Regions from separate parts of the Mus musculus genome. Here region 2 is linked to region 1. The links are chromatin loops, found by intact Hi-C in ENCODE. Cell type or tissue: heart. All regions are shown on one strand.

Evidence for each region. Peaks named below come from ENCODE experiments on the same cell type or tissue, not always from the same donor. Only the 100,000 strongest peaks of a DNase experiment are listed, where the experiment ranks them.
Region 2: a loop joins it to region 1, with 3 times the contacts of the local background. A loop is called at or near these places in 12 of 42 quality-filtered maps.

Annotation. Positions count from the first base shown.
Region 1 is chr1:175,862,850-175,870,849 of GRCm38, reverse strand. No RefSeq gene overlaps it. Among named protein-coding and RNA genes, the nearest start is that of Gm36360, 14 kb to the left of the region's middle. In heart, a CTCF peak has its summit at 3,080; no DNase peak of the experiment used is centred here.
Region 2 is chr1:175,689,706-175,697,705 of GRCm38, reverse strand. It overlaps Opn3 (opsin 3), which reads left to right and starts at 5,074. Exons shown (of 4, transcript NM_010098.3): 1 at 5,074-5,536. The coding sequence starts at 5,170. Gm39707 (a long non-coding RNA gene) reads right to left here and starts at 4,660. Exons shown (of 3, transcript XR_865748.2): 1 at 4,615-4,660; 2 at 1,675-1,725; 3 at 1,048-1,321. In heart, no CTCF peak of the experiment used is centred here; DNase peaks (open chromatin) are centred at 4,075 and 4,895; H3K4me3 peaks cover 3,455 bases; H3K27ac peaks cover 2,544 bases.

The DNA.
Region 1 (8,000 bases):
TTACTCACATCCGATAATAGCCTTAGACCATAACAACACCTATTTTGCCTGGCTTTGGCTTTTCTTTTGCAAAAGAGCCAATAATAATAAGAAGAAGAGCTGTTTCTCAGCTTTGCCTTGAAAACCCCATGAGGGAGCCAAGCATGGTTCTGAATAAAAGTTGATTCTTTTCCTTTTTCTCTTTCCAAATCTTACTCAAAAAAAAAAAAAAAAAAAAAAAAGAAAGTCATACAAGGATTTGGTTAACTGAAAACTTTGAAGAAGTTAGTGTGGCCCCTTTGTGTTTCTGGCTCTGCATAGTGACTACCCAAAGGCACCGAGTATAGAGCTGAAACACTGGTCCCTTTACACTCCATCTGTGTCACCTGTAAAACTGGGATCAAATGTGCAACAACACCAGAGGACACACATGAGCATTAAATAAGTGTGAAATTTGTACGACACATTTGGAACATACAAGGTGTGCCCTGTGTGTCATAATTCAGGACAGACACAGTAAAGCTTATTACATAGAAAGGCAGACAAATGGGGTGGGGGTGGGGTAGGTGCCAGTATTCCAGTCCTCGGAAAGACAGCTTTGCCATATGCTTTCTCAAAAATATATTTTTGGTGCCAGCCACATTAATTTTCAGAAGTGTCACTTGGTGTTAAGATGTTATATAGTGATTTTATTTTCACAGTAGAAAAAAAGGAGGCTATTGAAATCATCTTCACAGTAAAAGGTAAGAAGCAACTCTTATTGCTCTGGAACCTTATATTTTACAGTGTTTGTATAATACTCATATCGATAATGTTTAGGTTAGTTTTACTGAAAAACACTCTTACAAGTAGCTATCTTAGTCAAACGTCTAAGCTCTGAAAAACGCCATGAATGTTTTATTTATTTATTTATTTATTTATTTATTTATTTATTTATTTATTTTTGAGATGGTGCAGTGGCTAATGCTGATTTTCATCTCAATACAATCACCTCAGATGCTAGGCTCTGAACACATCTGTAAGGGATTGTCTAGACTAGCTTAACTGAGATGGGAAGATGGACCTAAATTATTCGTGGTGCCATTCTGTGGCCTGGGATCACGGTCAGAATGAAAAGGTAATAGTGAGTTGAACACAGAATTCATTTCTGCTTCCTGCCATGGATCCAGTGTGTTAGCATGTTTGGTTTATACAGTGCTGGGGATCAAACCCAAGGTCTTATGCATGCTAAAGCAAGCACTCTAGCCACCGAACTACACCCCCAGCCCATCTGTGACTATTTTAGATGCAGGCTATTGACAAATTTAAATGTCTATCCATTCATTCTGTCAACATGGCCAACAGGCAGATAATTAAAATATAAAATATGTCAAATTATTGTATGTATCTTGGAGAAACATAAGCCAGAGAGTGGAAGATTTGAGCGACTCAAGGTAGGATTAGGATCTTCCAATTTAAAATGGCTTAGCAGGGTTAAAAGAAAGGAACCCATTGTTAAGGAAGGGCCCAAAACAAGGAAAGGACACTACATGCCAAATGGGCAACTGATCGGAGAGTATCCCCAAAGGAAGGAATGGAATCTGCAGAGGCCAGGCAGTGAAAGTGTACCTGGGAGGGTCCCAGGATGGCAGAGGCCAGCACGGCTACAGCGCTACTGGAAGTTAGCGGAAGTCGGAATCGGGACTGGGTGTTTCTTGGTTCAGTTTGGGACTCCTTCTCCAAAGAACTGAAGGCAAGGGTTCATACAGTTTTGCAAAACCAAGGTGGTAATTTTGCTTGGAGCAAAGAGATAATGCAGATTAAGGAGAGAGACACCATCAAGTTGGCAGCTGTGAGGATACTCAAGGGCCTGGCTATTTCTTGCTCCTTGTAGATGTCTCTGTAACATTTCTATTTATAAAGCATGTCTTTCTCTTTATTTGTAGTTATTTTCATGATGGCTAAAGGTCTGTAAATATATGCATCTGTTTCTAAACCCTTCTGCTCCTCTGATCATCTGTTCTTTAAAATCCACACTTTATTTATTATTTTTTTTTATGAGTTCTTGTCCTGCCTATGGACAGGACAAGATTTTATCCTTTTCTTATTTTTAAAATTACATGTATGTATGCACTTATTTGTGTCTATTTGAGGATGCCTGTGGAAGTCATCTCTCTCTTGCTACCATGTGGGTTCCTAGGATCAAACTCAGGTTGTCGGGCTTGGCAGTGAGCGCCTTTCCCTGTTCACCCAGCTCACTAGTCCTCTTCTCCCGTTGAAGGGCTGAACAGATAGGGAATGTAAGTTCACAGACACATTTTAGAATAACGTTCTGTGGTTTCCCTGGAAGAAGACTTAAAAGTTTAAATGTTATTGTTTTCTACTTGGGTGAATTTAGCTTACTTTGGAGAATTTGACATCTTTGTAAAATTAAATCAACCCATTTAAAATCATGTGCATATGGGACCATCAGAGCCCTTTATACTTAAAAATCCCCCCAGCAGCTGGGTGTGGTGGTGCACGCCTTTAATCCTAGCACTCGGGAGGCAGAGGCAGAGGCAGAGGCAGGCGGATTTCTGAGTTTGAGGACAGCCTGGTCTACAAAGTGAGTTCCAGGACAGCCAGGGCTACACAGAGAAACCTTGTCTCAAAGAGCCCCCCCCCCCCCAAAAAAAAAATCCCCACAGCAGACTGGGCTTGCCAGGTTAGATCAGCTTTGATCATTTATTGCTTTGCCTCTGTAGTTATCTTGTCTTTAAAATGATCCTAGTTGGTTAATGCTGATGTAGGAGAATGCTATATTTTCAAGTGGACATTTTATACAGAAACTTGTGGGAAAAGATGTTTACAGTTTATTTGTGAAAGCTCTTTATACATTAAGAATGCCCACTGTTTGTTTATCGTGGTTATTTTTCCCAGTTTAGAATTTTGTCCTTTGTATTCTTTAACTTTTTAAGCCTTAAACTGACCAAGGAGTCGATTCTGTTGATAATAATCTGTGATTTCCTTCCATTCATACATTTTGCATATTTGGAAAACTGTACCGTTTAGTTTTGCTCTCTTCTGCCCTTGCGGTGTTCTTTCCCCAGATATAGAATGCCAGGCCTGGCAGAGTTGTGTTTTCACTCCTGATCCACTAGGGGCCAACACCCCATCGAAAGATTCTGCCCTGCTGTCCTGAAACCTGTATTTTTCTCTCTGAAGAAGAGAGAGGAAACAGGCTAAAGAAACATAGCAGAACACAATCAGTTTCCATTCCACGGGTCAGAAATGAGTGAAATTAGATGTCACAAGAGTCTAAACAAAACCCAAAAGGTACTTGTGAAGACAAGAAGTCACATAAGGAGTCAAAGATGTTTTGAAATGGACAAAAAGAAAAAAGAAAACAAAGAAAAAAAGATACAAAATATAAATAAGATGACTTAAAGTTTTGTTAAAATGTAACTTAAAAGGAAAAACAACTACAGAACAAAGGGGAGCCAGTTTCTACTTGAAATCCACACTATGCCTTAGGGAATAAGGAGAAGGCACAAGAAGCAAAACAGCTTTTCTTCCTTTCCCTTTTCTCTGTTAGGCCAGGGGTGGGGCTAATCTGCTCCCACAGCCTGTAGGATTCTTGCATAATTTATCAAGGAGAAAACAAATTCCAAACCCCAAGCAACACAAAACAAGAGGAGGTGGCATCAATTCAGTGAGCTCTGTAGACAAGGATGCTCCCGAGGGACTGAGCTAGCCCCCAGCAGGCAACAGAAGGTGATGTCTCTCTGAATCCTATTAATGTTCTCAAGATGATATTTATCACATCAAAGGAGACAACTGATAGATGGAGTGAGGGGATCATCGGGAAGGGGGAAGGGAGAGAGAAGTGTGTGTGTGTGTGTGGAAACTTGATCAGACCAATTGACAGGGCTACAATTCTCTTATGTGTGAAAATTAAAACATCAGCCCCCCCCCCCCTTACATATATAGATGGCTTCTTATATTTAGGTCTGGTGTGAAGGGATCAAATAGCCCACATGCAAACTGCTATAAAAAGCAAGTACTTTGGTTACAAAGGTGCCTATACCAGCTTGGGACTTGGCTTCTGAATACCCTTCTTAAGTAGGGCAAGTACGTCATATCAAATATGAGGACTCATTCCATAAAAGGAATTTATTTTTACATCAATTAAAATAAACGTATGGGCTGGGGAATGCAGATCAGTTAAGCAGAGTGCCTTCCCAGTGAGCATGAAGTCCTGGGCTTAATCTCCAGCACAACACAGATAACAACTGGAGGCTTACACCTAGAATCCTAGCACTCAGGAGGTAGAGGCAGGAGGATCAGAGCTTCAAGGTCACCAGGTATTTAGGAAGTGAAAGGAAGCCTAAGCTAGAGACCCTGACTCTAAAATAACAAACAAATAAATGATAATTTGCACATAAGATTAATAGACTTTTAAATTTACTATTTCATAATTTTGTATATGCAAACAACACATCTTGATCATATATACCCTAACTCCTCTTTCCTACTAACCCAGACACCCTCTCTCTTCTCACCTCTCCATAAAGGAATAATTTTTAAAACTAAAATAAAATGTGTTGTGAATATGGCCAATTGAAAAGAAAACACTTTCAAATTAATCCCTCTTTTTTGCCGGTTTTGATTTAGTACCTTCCATGACTGAGAAGAAAGAATGAAAGAAGAAAGAATGCATTTAAAATACTCAGCCACATTATAAATTTCTTCATAAGACTAATTTACTTAATTCTCGAGTAAACTTTATCTTTAAAAAAATACTTATTTTTATTTCATGTGCATCAGTGTCTGAATGTGTGTCTGTGTGAGGGTGTTGGATTTTCTGGAACTGCAGTTACAGACAGTTGTGAGCAGCCATGTGGGTGCTGGGAATTGAACATGGGTCCTCTGGAAGAGCAGCCAGTGTTCTTAACTAAGCCATCTCCCTAGATCCCATAAACTTGTCTTTGTGGGTAATAAATGCACAGGGAGAAAGCACAGGAAGGTGGTTTTCTTCTTTTTAAGAAGCAGGTTGGGGCAGGAAGATCACTGGGAGCTTGAAAGAAGTCTCCGCTTCTGATTGGGCTCTGGGATAGCCTCAGTTTGGACTACCAAATGAGTTCCAGACTTGCCTTCACTGTGGGTTACTCAGTGAGACCCTCAAGGGCGTGTGCGTTGTGTGTGTGTGTGTGTGTGTGTGTGTGTGTGTGTGTGTGTAACATAAAGTCTTCCATTAAATGAACAACCAGAGATGACTTATCTCTTCTCTTATTGACAGGCATTTGTTTCATTTTCAGTTATTGCTGATTACAAAACCCAACACAAAAACCAGAAACACCAATCAGTTCTGTAGATCTATGTGTCTTATTAGGAATGTCATTTCAGGACAGATACCTAAAGAGAAATTGACAGATCAAAAGATATCATCTTCATTAGAGTATCTTTTTCTTTTTTTTTTTTTTTTTTAGAATTAATTTTTTTATTAGGTATTTTCCTCATTTACATTTTCAATGCTATCCAAAAAGTCCCCAATACACTCCCCCCCCCATTCATTAGAGCTTCTATTTCTGTAATGAAACCTAATAACCAAAAAACAATATGGGGAGGAAAGGGTTTATTTCACGTACACTTCCATTAACAGGCAGTCAGGAAGGGAAGTCCGGGCAAGAACTCCAACCAGGCAAGAACCTGGAGGCAGTTGCTGATGTAGAGGCAGGCCATGGAGAGGTGCTGCTTACTGGCTTGCTTCCCATAGCTTGTTCAGCCTGCTCCTTACAGAATGCAGGACAAACAGCCCAAGGGTGGTACCACATACAATGGGGCTGCGCCCTCTCCCACCAATCACTAGTTAAGAAAATGCTCTACAGTCTTGCCTACAGCTCCATTTTATGAAGGTGTTTTCTCAATTGAGGTTCCTTCCTCTCAGATAACTCTTGCTTGTATAAAGCTGACATAAAACTAGCTGACATAAAACAGGTATGGATTTTTTTTTTCAAGACAGGGTTTCTCTGTAGTCCTGGCTGTCCTGGAACTCACTTTGTAGACTACGCTGGCCTTGAACTCAGAAATCTGCCTGCCTCTGCCTCCCGAGTGCTGGGATTAAAGGCATGTGCCACCATGCCCGGCTGGATATTTTAATATGCAGAGAAATTGCTCTTATGTGGATGGTAGCAATCTATAGTTTCACAAAAAGGGTTCTTTCCCACCAAGATTGACATTTTATCAAATATTTTGCTCTTTTCCAATTTGATGGGTTAAAAAAACTTACTGTGATAGATATTACTTTATGTCTACTTTATTAAGAAAATAGTTTAGCATCTTTTAGTTTTAAAGTGATTTGGTGAGACATGAATAGGACGGGACCCAGTGCTCTCTGTCAGTGTTTGGCTAAGTGTTGGTCACCGTTGGTTAATGTTAAGAACGTTTAGTAAATCCTTCCTGTTAACATCCTTTACTATATACTTTTTCATTGCCAGGACCAGGCTGTTTACATATTCAGTTGATTGACATTTGTCACTCTCGTCCTTTGTGCCTGGCTGTCCCAGGGCTGGAGCTGCTGAGTGAGCAATCCCTGTTAGCCACCAGCTAGACTGTCAGTCATTTTGACAGCAGGGCTACTTTGAACTCTGTGGACCCCTTGAGGAAACTCTATACCAGCTATAAGAAATACCAGTTCCCTTCCTCTTCCCAAACAATTTCCTTTTTATTTTTAGGAACTATTTAAAACTCAGAGTATAGACAGAGAGAAGAGGTGGGAAAGGAAGAGGGGAGAGGGAGAAAGAGAATGAGAATTTATCAGATGTACTGACATCTTGACAGCCAAATACATGAACAGAGTGTAAATGGAAGGGTATGAACATTGATGTCTGGTCAGCCGTTTGCATTTTGGCATCACTATTGACCTTTCTAATGAAATCTTCAAAATTGCAGCAGACACAGTCAAGCCCGATGATGCATCACTAAGGCTGTCATAGTGGCAACTCTCTGCCCTTTCCTGAGGCAGGGGACTGCTGCTCATGGGCACCGTCATTCAGGTCTGCTTCTTATTCCTTTCTAGCTGATGATGAAAGAATCACCACAGACGCTTAGAAAGGGAAGATGGGAGGTAGGAAGTCACCTCTGGACCCCTTGGACTTGGGGATGGGTTGGTTGTCAGCATTATCAGGATGGCCAGGGCTGCAGGGCTTCCTGTCTCTTCCCCACTGAGAAGAATCATCTCTTCTTACAGGCTGTGTGGGCTCTCCCTGTCCTCTCAGGTGCCCCCTCCCTCAGCTGGCTTACTTGAACTTGGCATTGTGCACTGACAGGCAGCCTGCTCCTCCCCTTGACAAAGAGTGTTTTGTATTCGATTCATAGCCTGCTTCTGAGTTTATTTTTATACTTAAAAAGAAATTGGGTACCGAATATGTCCAAATACATTCCATGTGCATTCAAGCATTTCCGTTAAGCCAATGAAGTCTCCAGACCTTTTAATTCATTTCACATAGGTATAGAGATGGCTGATGAGAAGGACAGGCAGAAAAAAAAAAAAAGTAGAAGTTGGCCAGTTAAAGAATCACTTCACAAGTGGACGTACACAATAATCACTCAGACTTGTTCTTGCCATTTTATTCAGCATTGAAGACAGTACATGTAAAAAAGAGCTCGCCTTTTAAGACTGCATATGTACAATGATGTATTTCATCAGTCCTCACTGGTTTGGCTTGTTTGCTAAAATGTATTACACTAGGGCTGATGGTAGATCAGTAGAGTACCCCTTAGGCTCCAAGCCCCGAGTTTACTCTCCACACTACTTCAAAACACTGCCCAATAAGCTCTTTTTAGTTCATGGCCTGTTGCTAGAATTGAGAACAAGAACAGTAATACCAGCATCTGAGCCTGAGCTAGACCACCATCCAAGCTCCAGCTAGAACAAGAAGTGTTCTAGTTAGAGCAGAAGCCATCACGTGGCGGCTGGGGTCAGGGAAGACCTGCTGTGATGACAGTCATCCTTTTGATGACCTTGGTGAGTAATGACATTAAAAGCCACAAGAGCAGCCAGG
Region 2 (8,000 bases), 170 kb after region 1:
GCCTAGCCCACTGTGCCTATCTTCTAACGTGCGTGCTGGGGAATCTCGATTCATGGCCTTATGTTTGTGCAACAAATACTTTATCAATGGAGATATGTCTCCAGCCCCCAGCCCTCCCCAGTGTTTTATAAAAGTCTATTCATCAACATGTTCATCAACAGTCAACTCATGGAAATGTGAGACAGATAGAGTCCCTATTCCTTGGTAGTGCATCTTTTAAACCATCTTGTGCAATCCTGAGTTCAGAATTGAAGCGAGTGGCATTAGGGGGCACTCCTGTTTTGAGTACCAGGTGTTCATCCTCTCACTATGAGCTATTAGGGGAGTAAATTCCTATAAACATCTTACTTAGAGAATCTCCTCACACTATTTATTCTTTATTCCTTTTCTCCCATCCAAATACTATTTGGCAACATCCTAGGAACTATCTTTCCTACAATCCTCATCCATGAATTCTTCTATTTCCTCATCCATCCATTCAGCGCATACTTATCAGACACCTACTTATGCTAGCAGGTACTTAGGTAGTAGTGATAGAATAGTGAGCGAATGGTGTGTTGAGCTTACAATCTAATGGTGAAAACAGGCACGTGCATGGTATTCCAGAAGGTGGTAAATGCTCTGAAGACTGAGTAAAGGTGTGTGCACTGGAGTGGGGTGTGTGTGTGTGTGTGTGTGTGTGTAATAAACAATTACTTAACAAAAAGATATTTGGCAGAATCCTGCAGGGGAGGTAACAAGTCATGAGGCTAAATGGTTAAAAGGTGTTCCAGCAAAGCATTGGCGTAGAGTCCTGACGTCAGCACGTGCTTGATACACACGAGAACCAGCCGCACACAGGTATGTGGACTGTCTTTAGGCTTTGCACAATCAAACTAAAAAGTAACAAGTTTTACAAAATAGTTAGAAATTGGAATGCTTTCAGGATTATTGGTGAGATTATTGGTGAGAGTGGGAAGACAGTACTTAAAAGTAGGTGTACGCTTGGAGGACCCGCACTCAGCATCAGGCAGCTCCCAACTGTTTGCAATTCCAGTTCTAGGGAACTCCAAGGCCCTCTGTAGTGAGAGTTTTGGTTTCCTTTACAAATCCAGTTCTGTTCATTGTTTCAACCCCAGGTGTGGGATGTAGGGGCTGCCGCAGATTATCCACAGCCGCTGACTATTTGCCTCGTGTATGCTCTGGCAAGATTGTGATTCTGCCAGCTTTGGAGAGTTTAATCCTGAGGACTCTGGAGAGGGTATAAATGCCAGAGCCCTGGGAGGAGAGGGGTGTCCGAGCACTCTAAAGGAGAGGACATGACAAGTCCTCCTGCTAGTTCCTGTGAGAAAAGAGATCAGAAGTTAGAGATATCCTGACTATTAAGATTGGACTTGCCCCCAAGGAGTTCAGTGCCCCTAATCAGCAGGAAGTGCTCTAAAGAGACATTGCTTCCTTCCCCCTTTATCCTTCTTTCTCTCCTACCTAGTGTTGGGGTGTTGGAAGGAGTAAGGGTTGCCAGGGAGGGAGAGGTATAAGAAACCAATGAAGTAGCTTAAAAACCAGCATCAGCAGCCCCCTCCTGTCTTCCACAGGGACCTGCACTCTTGCAAACATGAGTGTGGGCAAGCGCACACACACAAACACACACAAACTTTAAAAAAATAAACGTGTTAAAGTGAAGTTATCGCTTACTATATTAGATGTTATATCTTCTGTTGCATTGGTCTTGGTCCATTCCTGTTGCTGCAATAAAATACGTCCCACTGAGTAATTTACAAACATCAGTGTTTCCTTTCTCATCGTTCTGATGATTGGGAATCATCAAAGCTCTAGCCGTCAGTAGCTGCTAAATGTCCATTCCTCCTGTGGGCATTTTCTACTCATCCATACATGGTGGAAGGATGTTGAGGGAACCCCCCCCCCCAAAAAAAAACCCAAAACATGACCAACAGCAACTTGGGAAAGAAAGGGTTTAGTTTATCTTACACCTTCACATCATAGTCCATCATTGAAGGAAGCCAGGGCAGGAACTCAGGGCAGGAACTGAAGTAGAATCCGTTGAAGAATACTGCTTATTGGCTTGCTAGTTGTGTTTTTCTTAGGCTGCTGCCTTATACAACCCAGGACTGGATGCTCATATACCTCCATTAATCAAAAATATGCTCCACGGGCTTTCCTGCAGGCCAGTCTAGTGCGAGCATCTTCTCAACTGAGGTTCTTTGCTTTCCCCACAAACTCTAGCTTGTGTCAGGTTGGGAAAACAACACAACAAAACCAACCGACAGACAAACAGACAAACAAACAAAACCAACGACTAACCAAGGCAGGGTAGCAGGTTGCTTTACATCTGGTTCACCATGATCAGACCCAGCTCCAGGAATAAGCCAAGGAAAAACTCTCCTGGAAAGAATGTATGTTAGCACCTGATGATGCCTGTGGCCAGGGCTTGCATTCTTAGCAGTACACAGGCCTGAAGGACCAGGCACTGCTTGGCTTGTCTGGGTCACTTTGGAGATGATCTATTGGGGGAATGATTCCATGCCAAAGATTCCATAAGCTCCCATAACAGTGCCACCAGACAGGGGCCAAGTATTCAAGCACACAAACCCATAGGGAATTTTCCACTTAAACCATAACTCCCATAAAGACCTAATTTTGAAATGTACAAGAAACATTTTTATTAACAAAATCATATATGCAGTATCTTGCTTATGTGTATCAACTCTACTAAAAGACCTTAACAGTTCACAGGATTATTATAATAACTATTGTCAATTATCAAAATGTTAACCATTTCCCCCAGAGGCTCTTACTGTTTTTATTCATTGCACTCACACCTCTTGCGCAGGCAATGTTCTGGACCTTATAGGTCTATTGTATCAACCTTATTATGTTGATACAGTAGAGGCCAAAGCACAGCTGCTCACCTACTTACCTCTCTATCTTCATCTCCTATTATTCTGCTATACTGGTGCCCTCGTTTCCCTCCAAAGGGGCAAATAGAGTCCTCCCTTGGCACATAGGTCTTGTTTAGAGTTCAATGCAGAGCTGTCTAAGTAACAGCACATTTATTTTCTCTTTCCTCTTATGATGGTTTGTATATGCTTGAGCCAGGGAGTGGAGGTGCGGCCTTGTTGGAGTAGGTGTGTCCCTGTGGGTCTAGGCTTTAAGATCCTAGTCCTAGCTGCCTGGAAGGGAGTATTCTGCTAGCATATACACCTCTATTTTCTCTGCCTTATAATTGTTTATGGCACTTAGCATCTGGCATCTCATGTATGAACCAATTTGGTCAGCATTGTCTTCTCTCAACACCTCTAGAAAGCTTTAGGAGAAGAAGACTGTGTGCCAAAGAATGAATATTTTAGGAAAAAAAAATCAGGACTCTTTCCTTTCTTCCTTCCACTAACGTTGCAATCCTACTGTAGGAAGACTACTATAGTGAGACGTCAGAGGCACAAAGAACTTATTAAATGGTCCTATAAATCTAAACCACAAAATTAAAAACATTTTTTTTTCAGGGCAGGTGAGGTCAAAGGCCTTGTAGATGCTGAATTCAGGTTAGAAGTCTTAAAAATAAGATCAAGATTTTGAAGCTGGCACACACAACCTCTTAGTCAAGTGCTCAGTGCAGCAGGGTATCAAGCTATCTCGTCACTTAGCTGACTATTGAAGACTTTTGAGATGCACTGAGTCTAACACAAGTGGGAGGAGGGGTGGACACTGGTGCACACCAATTTAGTTTCCACAAACCAGTCATTAGTGCCTATGACATCTTCAGGTGCATGCAGCTCGGGACATTTTCCTCTCGTGGGTAGTCGTTGGGGACTGCAGTGGAGACAGAGAAAGCAGGCCTAAAGAAGTGACGTTCACAATCTATATTTGACTTGTTCTATATTTGCATTGCTGCTGGGGAAAGGTCCAGTGGAAAATGCGTGCTGTTCTAAATATATCCTCTCTATACCTGCTAGATTTGGATTGAAGCCTTAGGGGGCGGGGCACTGCTCAAGAGATCACCTCCAGAGAAGCATTTGGACTGGATTGTGTATCAGGTGTACCTACTGCAGACTGAGAAGGCTTGGGATCCAGTGGAAGGGTGACTTGGGTGTCACTCTGATGCTATTTCCTTCCTTATTCTGGGGCTCTGAGAGTGGCAGCTCAGAACACTGTCATAAACGCTGGGACATATCTTCCAGCTCTAAGGTAGTTGAGACTCAGCCTGCTGCGTTTGTTTGTTTGTTTTTAACGTCAGGTTCCCTGTTTATGAGATCATTTCGCTGGCGCTCTACTTCGGGCATTTCAGTGTTTTGTTTTCTTTCTATTGGGTGTATGAGGTGGGGGTGGGTGTTATTATAGCTTCCCAGGAAAGAGAGTATTTCATTCAGCATGCTTAACTGAGTTAAGCGCAGGCGTTCATAAATATTTATGAATGAGTGTATGCTAGGGTGAGTGACTTAACGGGTGAATGGACGAGATGCTTTAGAGTCCGTTGAGGGCTGTGAGGATCCGCTGTGGCTAATTTACCTCCGTAAGGGAGTTTACTTTCTCTTTTTTTCTGTACAGTCTGTTCAGGTTTCCACCTCGGCTTAAGGGTGAAGGAAGCAGAGCAAGAGCTCACTGGTCTCTGAAACTCACCTCTGCTGGGCGGGAACGCGCCCGGGAGGTGGGAGGGGGGAAAAGGGGCGGGCCGCTAAAGCAGTAGGGCGGGGCCACAGCTCAGAGGCGCGGTCAGAGGTTCTAAGAAGGCGGAGCTGTATGCCGGAGGGCGGGGCCAAGGGTGTGAGTCAGAGGGCGGGGTAACAGGAGATTCCGGGAGGGAGGAGCCGCAGGCCAGACTGCGGAAGAGTCTTAGGAGGGCGGGGCCAAAACGGCTGCCGTATGGATGAGGCCGCAAGGTAGAAGGGCGTGGCCTCCAGGGAGGTCCCGTGGGAGGGACTGCAAGTGCTAGCTAGTGGGGCTCGGGACCCACGCGGGAGGGTGGGATAGCAAGAACGCTAGGAGGGCGGAGTTTCATGCGGTGGGGCGGGGTCCTAGCACCGAAGGGCGGGGCCTCGGGTGCGCGCGGGTTGGGCGGGCCTGGCGCGGCTCCCGGGCACAATGGCCTGAGCGGCCCGCAGAGCGTGAGATCCACCCTGTTCGGGCCGCCCGGCTCACCGAGCCCTCTCTCTCACGGCGCGCCGGCGTCGGGCCATGTACTCGGGGAACCGTAGTGGCGACCAGGGCTACTGGGAGGACGGGGCGGGCGCCGAGGGCGCAGCACCGGCGGGCACGCGGAGCCCCGCGCCTCTCTTCAGCCCCACCGCGTACGAGCGCCTGGCGCTGCTACTCGGCTGCCTCGCGCTGCTGGGCGTCGGCGGCAACCTGCTGGTGCTGCTTCTCTACTCCAAGTTCCCGAGACTGCGCACGCCCACCCACCTCTTCCTGGTCAACCTGAGCCTGGGCGACCTGCTGGTATCCCTGTTCGGAGTCACCTTCACCTTCGCGTCGTGCCTGCGGAACGGCTGGGTGTGGGACGCCGTGGGCTGCGCGTGGGACGGGTTTAGCGGCAGCCTCTTTGGTGAGTCGCCCGGGACGCGTTCTCCTTGCCTCTCAACTTTCCCCCGGGTACATCAGCTCTGGGCCTCCGTCCTCCCCGGGATCGTCCCTGATAGCCAGTCATCACCCACAACTCCCTCTCTCTCCTCGAGAACCTCCCTTAGATACCCAACCCTCGCCTCCCTTCTCCCTTTCATCTGGTCTTCATCCCCAACTCTGTTTCCCTCCTTGCCTGGATTTACACACCCTTCTTCCCAGCCAGTCACCAACCCCAGCCCCTCCTGCCTCTGTAGCACTTTCCAAAGTCTCCCTGCCGCTGGCCATCTTATTTCCCCTCATCTATTTTTACTTCCTACTGTAGCTCTCAACAGGGCAGCTCACAGTGGACTTTACAGAGGGAGAAAGAAATGAGGCCCTGTAGAGTCAAGAGATGCAAGAAAAAAGTCAACTCCTGAACAGTGGAGGCGAGAACAAGGAGAGATTTAATTCACAAATTTAGTATTTGTTCCTCAGAATGACATGTAGAATCCTAAATAACGCAGTATTTTACCCCCTTTCACTCGTTAGCAATTATAAACAGTTGAATGCTTCCTAGGGGATGAGACTTTTTTTTTTTTTTAATTTCCTGTACATAGGTTCTGTCACACCAGAGGTTACAAATGGCGCAAAGGAGTCCAACTCATAATTAGCAGGGCAGCCAGTACATTTAATTGAAGTAGAACTTGTTGCTTTCTTGAAGATTTATATTGAGAATTGACAGGTTGAAGGTTGACTGATCCAGTATTCTAAGCCTGGGAAAAACGTGTGTGTGTGTGTGTCCCCTAGGGATTTTGTTTGTATAACGATTTAAAATAGAAATGGATATTTCTTAAGGCTTAAAGTCCCTTTCACAAACCTTAAAAACACATTGATAATTTACTATTGACTTGATCTTGCCAGATCTTAGAGAAAAACGTCTCTGTAATATCCTTGACAATTGTTATTTGCCAACTTACATGTGGCAAACCCAAATCTCACGGTGTTTGTCATCATTTCCTTTTTAAAGTTTTAAAACAAAATTTAGGAGTCATGATGGTTTTTCACTGATTGACAATTCTGATGCTTTCCCCTAATAAACATTGATCTAAGGATTTCTTTACATAACAATATTGAACCTAGAGGAAGGTCTGTAAGAGGATGCGAGTAGTAATATGGGTTGACTATATGATTATTCTCTCTGTTACCTTAAAAATGTTTTTCGGGGTGGGGGGGCATTTAGGCGGATTGATCTTTAAAAAAGGTGATGTGTCAGGACAGCTTGCAGAAAAGCCCTGGGGGTAGCGACAGGTGTTTGTTTGAAGACATTAAAGTCCTTTCTTTCTGTGAAGTACTTTTCTGTGCTGTGGTGTTCAGTGTCTCCATCTGAAACCGAATAAAAAGGAATGGGTTGAGTTTTCTTATGTCTGCAGCACCCACCCTGGCTCTCCCTGGCTTGCTCTGCCAATCCTATCTTCCAGAATCCTCTCTGCCCTTTCTTCCCCTTCTGAATTCCTGCTGGGGTCTGTCAGCACCAGGAGAGATTTTTTTTTTTAAAGACTACAAGAAACATTCGCCCTGGTTTTACCCGAGGGTTCCTTTATTCAGGGCATCCAGTCTTTCTTTGAATCATGTCATTTATTCCCATCCTAAAATCTGATGTAGATCTTCTGGGGTTAGAGGCTTGAAAATAAGTTACTTCCTGGAGACAAGTGTAGAGTGAGGTGACTTCAGACCGCACAGCATTCTTAGCAAGTAATTTCTTTGCCCAGAATATGCTCTTGAGTAGGGTAAAGGATGGAGATGGAGAAGACTCTTCCCTTTTCTGTTCCTAAACCAGGACTAATCAATTCTGAGTACTGAAGGAGAGGGCAATTTTAACTGCTGGAAGTTGCTAGCTGCTTGCTTCAGGCTTTGGTGATGCTGATGGTACTGGTCTGACGGTACAAGGGTGGGTCTTATGGCTACCCCATTGTCTGGGCTTTCCCAAGCCATTCATTCTCGAAGGCTGCCAGTTTCCCCATCTTTGTTATCTACTATTGAGCTTTCTGTGGTTAATGTCATCTATCCCATTTGCTTTGTATTTCTGAAGGGTATTGTGTTCTGTATGTACCCTTGGTGCTTATAACCCCCTCCCCTCTTACTACCACCTCAGCCTTGTTCTATGCCTGGAGGAAGTGCATGCATGTTTATACTTTAGATATCCTCATAGGTTTTCTCTCCCGCTTTGTACTCTGCTAGAAGCGAGAGTAAGCAGTTCACAAATTCTTGCATATATATATGCACAAGGGGACCAGGCAATTGCTTCATTTTGGGCTCTGCTCCTGGCATCTCGGAGAAGGCTAAAAATAAGAGGAATCCCTGATAATCTTGGTCAGAGGTTTCCACCAGCTGGCCTTGTTAGGATCACTGTTTCAGTTAAACTGATCCGTCCAGTCGGTGACCTAGTAAAGTTCATTTAAATCCCAACT